Regions from separate parts of the Homo sapiens genome. Here region 1 is linked to region 2. The links are chromatin contacts, found by Hi-C or POLR2A ChIA-PET in ENCODE. All regions are on one chromosome and are shown on one strand. Each heading gives the region's core, a stretch centred on a gene start or an enhancer-like site at or near the end of the contact. The rest is flanking DNA. Distances are from core to core; before and after follow the strand shown.

What was found. Hi-C counts contacts between places; a loop is a spot of excess contacts on that map. ChIA-PET counts read pairs that join two places held with the same protein, here RNA polymerase II (POLR2A).
Region 1: a loop to region 2 is called in a map of naive thymus-derived CD4-positive, alpha-beta T cell, with 2.5 times the contacts of the local background. The contact joins two enhancer-like sites. A Hi-C loop is called at or near these places in 1 of 168 maps with a recorded cell type or tissue (naive thymus-derived CD4-positive, alpha-beta T cell). POLR2A ChIA-PET finds 5 or more read pairs at or near these places in 1 of 52 experiments (activated CD8-positive, alpha-beta memory T cell).

The regions. Positions count from the first base shown.
Region 1 is chr3:112,793,033-112,796,764 of GRCh38, forward strand. No RefSeq gene overlaps it. Among named protein-coding and RNA genes, the nearest start is that of CD200R1L-AS1, 7.6 kb to the right of the region's middle. Within about 2 kb of position 1,844, at least 4 of the 41 ENCODE cell types and tissues checked have a DNase peak (open chromatin) inside an H3K27ac peak, as active enhancers do.
Region 2 is chr3:112,462,419-112,465,946 of GRCh38, forward strand. It overlaps BTLA (B and T lymphocyte associated), which reads right to left. Exons shown (of 5, transcript NM_181780.4): 5 at 1,548-3,528. Among named protein-coding and RNA genes, the nearest start is that of BTLA, 35 kb to the right of the region's middle. RefSeq lists an enhancer at 1,097-1,236. Within about 2 kb of position 1,998, at least 6 of the 41 ENCODE cell types and tissues checked have a DNase peak (open chromatin) inside an H3K27ac peak, as active enhancers do.

The sequences.
Region 1 (3,732 bases), core at 594-3,093, 330 kb after region 2:
CCATTGAGTCTATTTTGTGTATTTTAGCTCCCAGGGTCCTGTGCATTTGTAGCCTATACAAACCTCTTACTCCATAAAGTTGGGTGTAAGAGAAGTATCTCATTTCTTTCTTCAAATTTAATCCAAATTTGAGTGTGAAAAAATGCTGAATATATGTGAAGAGATTTTTTTCTTGAGCTCTCCTTAGCTATCTTTTTGAAAGCAGAGCCTCCCAAAGGAATTCAATGATTATAAATCCCCTCCTTGAGAGTTAACCAGGGAAGATTGACTCCTATGGCTAGAGAGGAGAAGTTGGCACCAGGATAAGAATTTCTCTAAACAAACATCGCCAGAAAACTATCTTTATCTCCCATCCATTCTCTTAAAGGCCAGTTTACCTTTCCTAAAAGTCTTTTGTTTTCCTGTAAATGCCCTTTGTCCCACTCCCCTTCCCCTACTAAAGATGGTACATAAGCCCTCAACTTTAACCACTTCCTTGAGTCATATTTTTCTACAAACTTCTGTGTACATTCATGCATAAAATTTGTCTTGTCTCTTGCCAATTTGCTTTTGTCAGTTTAATTGGGAAGGCACCAAGTACTAAACCTATGAGGGTACAGGAAAAATTTTTCCTGCCCCACAAACCTCCTGCCTTCTAAGGTGTAGAAAAATTCAACCTCTCATTACTGGGGTTGGTCGGGAGGAATCTTCCCTTCAGGCTTCACCTATAATCTGGGAGACTCAGGCTCCAACTAGAATGTAGGAAATAGAGGGAGAACTGAAGGGAGGCCTTCAGTTCACCCTGATGATGATACATGCTCATTGTCCAGGTTTCATTGTTCCAGGATACTGTAGAGTCTGGTGTCTGTGTAGAATCCCCTGCTGTCTGTGGGCAGAGCCCTGTGCTGGCATCCAGCCACCTTAGCTGCAGCTTTCTTCAGTTTTGTCTCCTCCCTGAGTTTCTTCATGGTGCAGGGAGCACATCCCCCGACTCTCCATGCAGATTTCCATTCACTCCAGTCTTAAAGAATCACCCTTCTCAAAAAACACTTATTTCTCCCCCATCTCCCTAGTACAATCCACTCAAAGGGCTCAGTTATTGGGAACATAAGAGCCAGAAAGACCCATGGTTTATAGTAATTTTTGCTTCCTATGCCCACCACATAAACCTCTCTTGAGGCAAGGGAAAGGCTCAGAGGGCAAAGCTACCTTCCTGGGAGAAGGAAAGGAAAACACAAGGCAAAAAGAAAACAATGATATCTCAACAAAACACTCAAACACATATTTAACAAGTTATTCTGGAAGCAGCAACTACTGCTAAAAGTAGCCCTATTTGAACTCAACAGAATGGGTCCTTTAAAGTGAGTCCTCTAGTTCCTGCGGGCCATACCACAGCCCCTCCCCAGAAAGGCTACACCGGATTGGAACACAATCCACTTGAGAAAAATCTTGAGTTTGGGCATGTTATCCTTGGAGACACATTTCTCGTCATATAGCAACGCTTGTGGAGCTTTCATTTCCCCTCAGCAGAAAATTCCGAACTGAGATGGTCACCTTGAAGGTAACAGCACCCACAACAATCTTGGAATCTCTGATCACAATGTCCTTGCTTCTTTCTAAGGCAGGATTAACCGACCTTCCCTCTTGAGTTCAGTTTCCCTGCCCACTCCAGTCTCCACCCCATAAGAGATGAGACCTGCCTCCCAGGACATGGGCTTAAATGACCTCTGAGAGGTAAACATTGAGAAGACATTTTCCTGCCCTAGACCCTACCCTTCAGGCGCCTGTCAGCAACGATTCTGATGTTAGTGAGCCAAAGGCAGCCCTGTCCTACCTGGCTCCTGCCAGAAGCTGCTGCCTTTGAAAATAGCAGAAAGAGCTTTTTCTGTTAAGAGGAAGCAACAGAACCCCTGGCAACAAGCAGACCTCATACTTCCCTCAAGCCACTTGTTTACAGACGGGCCCAGAGTAGGGAAAATGAGGTCAAGGAGCCGCTTCTGTTTCCCTCTTTACTGGGCCTAGGTGACCTGAGAGATGACCTTCAGAACCAGATACCTTTATCTACTGCCTCGGTGCCTGTGAGACTTGTGATATCAGCAGGGTTCTGCAGAAATCCCTTGTTATCCTTGTAAAGATAACAAGTTAGAAGTCTTTTAAAAGGATATAGATTTTCATGTGCAAACTAAGAGATATATTCTGGAAAAGTGCAAACTATATAGTTTTCATAGGGCATTTTCCTGCATTCACTTTGATCAAATAACCAGCAGCCCAAGTCTTTACTCTCTGTTTTTATACTTCTTTTAGCATCCTCACTTTATAAATGAGGTAAACTGAGGCTCAGAGGGATTAAGTGACTCATTTCAGGTCCCACAGCTAGTAAATGATATAGAATCCCGAGGATTCCAAGCTAAGATTTCTGATTCTCTTTACCCATTTGTAGCCTTTTCAGATGTATATTTCACCAAAGCATGTTTAGGTTTATTTGTTAGTTTAACATAGGTGGCTTAAGACTGAAACTTTCTAACATTAAGAGAGTCTGAATCCCTGTTAGAAAAACCAGACATGTATTTATGAAATTCTAAGCAAATTATGTGTCTCTGGGAGAAACCGGTAGATCACAATTGGCAAAGGAAGTCTAAACCAGTCTCTCTTAATTATGTTACCAAGAGTTGCTTTCTGTGTATAGGTCATTAGTTCGATTTAAGCATTAGTGTGTGCAAAGGGTGTGTTTCTGTGTGTGTGTATTAGAGGTGTCCATGGGATACACAAATAAGCTTCAATATAGAGCAGGATAAAGCCAAAGAATAAGTACATTGTATACAACAGAACAACTAGAGTGTTCTGTAGCTTTGAAAAACATTGTGGCCAAACAAAATGTTCTGCCAGGGGCAACATGGGCTAGGTCTCTATCATCCGAATATGAATGGGTCATATTTTCAGGTTCTGTTGGCCTTTGAGGCCCAACCTAACACACTATGTTCTTGTGTAGCTGAGTTGCCCAACAAAACCAATGGTTGCATTTGAAGATCAAGAAAGAAAAAGTTAACTTTCATTCCCTTTCTCAGAACTGTACCTTCTTTAGAGAAATCCTTAGTCCTCAACAAGTGCCTCTAAAGAGAATAAAATGAAGCGTGCTTCTTCTGAGAAGCTATAGCATTTTGAAAGCTTATTTTCAATTGGATGAGGGTTTCATTACAACCATGTAATAGTAACTACTGTTAATTGAATGTGCAGGTACAATACAGATGTCATCTAATTTAACCACCAAGAAAGGCTCATGACAAAGGCAGCATTTGTCATATTTTCAGATTCAGAAACTGGGGTTTAAATATTTTAAGTAATTTGATCAAAAAGAACCTGTGGAAAATGATGGAGCTTTCTGACCACAAAGCCTTAGCCACTATGCTATATTGCTTCTCAATTTTACACTAGGGAAAGGCTAAATTATCCACACAGGATAGATGGTAGTTAGCACGAGATGACCAAGAACCAAGTTGTGAAGAACTGTCCTTGTAAATTAGAGGACAACTTTAATTTTGATCTTTGCTTTGAAGGGAACTCACCCCAACAAGCACATTCCAGTTTTTAGCTGGTTACATTTGTTTTAAAACATACTGATATCTAAATGCTTTGCTAAAAACACAATTCTTCTCATCTTCTGAAACAAGAGAAAAAAAGTCACATAAAATTATGTCCAAATTATTCACATGTAAAAACTTCGCTTGAGCTGATTACATGATTATTTTGTCCTAA
Region 2 (3,528 bases), core at 748-3,247:
GTTCTCACTTATAAGTGGGAGCTAAATGGCCGGGCGCAGTGGCTCAAGCCTGTAATCCCAGCACTTTGGGAGGCCAAGGTGGGCGGATCACAAGGTCAGGAGATCGAGACCATCCTGGCTAACAGGGTGAAACCCCGTCTCTACTAAAAAATACAAAAAAAAATTAGAAAATTAGCCAAGCGTGGTGGCGGGTGCCTGTAGTCCCAGCTACTCGGGAGGCTGAGGCAGGAGAATGGCGTGAACCCGGGAGGCAGAGCTTGCAGTGAGCCGAGATCACGCCACTGCACTCCAGCCTGGGGGACAGAGCGAGACTCCGTCTCAAAAAAAAAAATAAAAAATTAAAAAAAAAATAAGTGGGAGCTAAATGATGAGAACACATGGAAATATAGAGGGGAACAACAGACATTAAGGCCCACTAGAGGGTGGAGAGTGGGAGGAGGGAGAAGATCAGATAAAATAACTAATGGGTACTAATAGGCTTAATACTTGGGTGATAAAATAATCTATACAACAAACTTTCCATGACACTGGTTTACCTGTATAACAAATCTGCCCATGTACCCCTGAATTTCAAATTGAAGTTTTTCTAAAACCCTGCACACAAATGTTTAGAGCAGTTTTATTCATAATTGTCAAAACTTGGAAGCAACAAAAATGTCCTTCAGTAGATGAACAGATAAACTGTGGTACATTCTGACAGTGGAATATTATTCACCATTAAAAAGAAATGAACTATCAAGCCATGATAAGACATGGGGGAAACTTAAATGCATATTACTAAGTGAAAGAAGCAAATCTGAAAAGGCTACATGGGGCATGATGCCAACTGTACGGCACTCTGGAAAAGGCAAAGCAATAGAGGCAGTGGTTGTCAGGGGCTTGGAGGGAGTGATAAATGAGTAGAGCACAGAGGATTTTTAGGACAGTGAAACTATTCTGTAAATCACTATAATGGTGGATACAAGTCATTATACATGTCAAAACCCAAAGAACTGCAAGTGTGAACCCTCATGTAACCCATGAACTTTGGTTGATAATGACATGTCAATTCTAGTTACTGATTGTAACAAAGGCACCACTGAAGTACAGGATGTTGATGATGGGAGAAACTGTGCATGTGTGGGGGAAGACGGTATAGAAACTCTCAATGCTCACCGCTTAGCTTTGCTGAACCTAAAAGTGCTCTGAAAAAAGTTTATATATTTAGCAAAATAGATATGATCGCGCCAGAGAATTCATTCTGGGGACTAGATAGTTTTGGTTGGTGCACAAAACTGATCAAATAAACCACATATACCAAACCTAGCCTCTACTAGTTTTCTCAAATTGTGGACACTGGGAAACATATTAAAATTGGTTGGCATGTCTTTTAAAGATGATGATTAAAGAGCCATTTTCTAGACCTCCTGAATCAGAATTTCTTAGTGCTGCAAGTTAATAGTCTGCAGTTTAGCAAGTTATTCGGGTCGCTTTTATGTGTCAGGGGGTTTAAGAATCAGTATTCTATTCATGTCCACACATTTTGGGGTACAAAATCAGATGCCAAATTGATTTCAAATAAGTTTTAATAACTTTACCTTCTCATTGAGCACAATCACAAGCTTAAAATTTGTGAAAAACCATTAAATTATCTACATATTCTTTTTCTCAAACCCTCTATAAACTAATGAAATAAGCCATGTAAATAATAGTGAAGTAGAGTCATTTGGGAAAATGCATGTATGTCTCTGACACCATTTTGAAAAGGAATAAAAACATAAATGATTTGTGATTTTGGCAAACAGTACAAATATATTAATACATCTTAGAGATGAAATCATTATCAGCATTATCTTTACTATAAGACATACTAAGGATATTTTAAATAAGACAGAAATATTTTGCTTTTAAGTTTGAGAGAATCATGAAGGAACTGTTCAATTTCGTGTGTTCATCTGATAAGAGGACAGCTAAATGTATCCTCCCCATATTTCCTGTTTCTATTTTTAAGAATACCACAAGCAGCTATTCTAACATGTCTTTCTTACATAAGTTGTCCACAAATGCAGCCTGGCTAAAACAGCCTATCTCGAATTGGTTGCTTGAAATTCTAGGTGTAATTGGCAAAATAACAGTGACTCAAAAGAATATTTGCACCCCCAAATCTAAGGAGCTAAAACTTAATGCCAGTGTTACTTAAGAAAATCTCTCCACCACAAAACCTCAGTTTTGTCTTTTTGTATATATACCCCACTTGTATTCTAAACTCCATAATTTCACATATTATTTTCTTTAATGACCCATTTACTCTAGTATTTTGAGCTTCATAAGCAAACTGAAAATATAATGTCAATTTGATCAGTTTCTCGTGCACCATTTCTGTTGTCACCCACCCCACCTAACACACACACACACACACACACACACACACATCACATTCCTTTGTGCAGCAGCTCAGCTCACATATTTGTTGAAATGGATTTTAACCTTTGCTATCCACTTTGTATGAAGACTATTACATTATTCAGTAGCAGCACCTGAGAATTCGAATAGCCTCAAACTGTTGAATAAAATTATAGGCTATTTTTGAAATAGTTTAACTCAAGTACTTTGGAAAGTCCAAAAATCTGAATCCATCTTTTGCTATACTCTTAAGTGGCTGCAACCTCAGTATTTTAAAATAAATGATTAGCAAACTAAAATATGTCACTACAGATGATTTGCCCTGATTCCTTAGTAAGAAGAACAGCAAGATGCAGATGTGGTGAATGAAAGCAAATTGACCCCTACAGACCAATTAAATATTCTGGGTTTTCCTCCATTCCATTAATTGCACTTTAACTTGCTATCAAGTCAAGCATGAAGCAGTTTAAGCTATCTTCACTTGCCCAGTGATACCTATTCTGACTAACTTTTAAACTATTCAGATGCCCATAAGTATATTAATTCAGCAGCATTATGTCACATTCCTATCCATTAGTCTATGTGACCCAGTGAGTCTCTACTTTCCTCATAAATGTGCTATACGTTGACTGCTCCATTAATACCTATATTTGCTTATCAATCTAACAGAGTAGATATAAGCATTTGTTTGCCAGGTATGTGGAACATCTACCCTATATCCAATTGGTATATTCTATATTTTTATTGCACCATTTATTATTTTCATTTTCTTACATCAAGCCTAAAATGATTTCTCCTTTGCATTTAAGAAACACCATTCTTAGACTGACACAGCAAAAATTTCTTATTTTGGAAGACTGACTTGAAATATACAATCATTACTGTATTTATGGTTGGTTAGTCAAATTGGGACATTTTGTTTTCAAGAGTGTGTAGTGAACTGATGCAGGTAACACAAACCTCTTTTCCCTACAAGTCTTTCCAATAGCTTCAAAGGCAAGATCGAGTTTGTATATTGGGTAAAATGTAGCTAAGTTTAAACGTTCTACTATTCTGCTACTCATGATGTCAACCAGTTTTGGAGAGATTTTGTTATTCAAGGCTATAATATAAAAAGCTCCCAAATAAGTTTCTGAGAGAAATTTT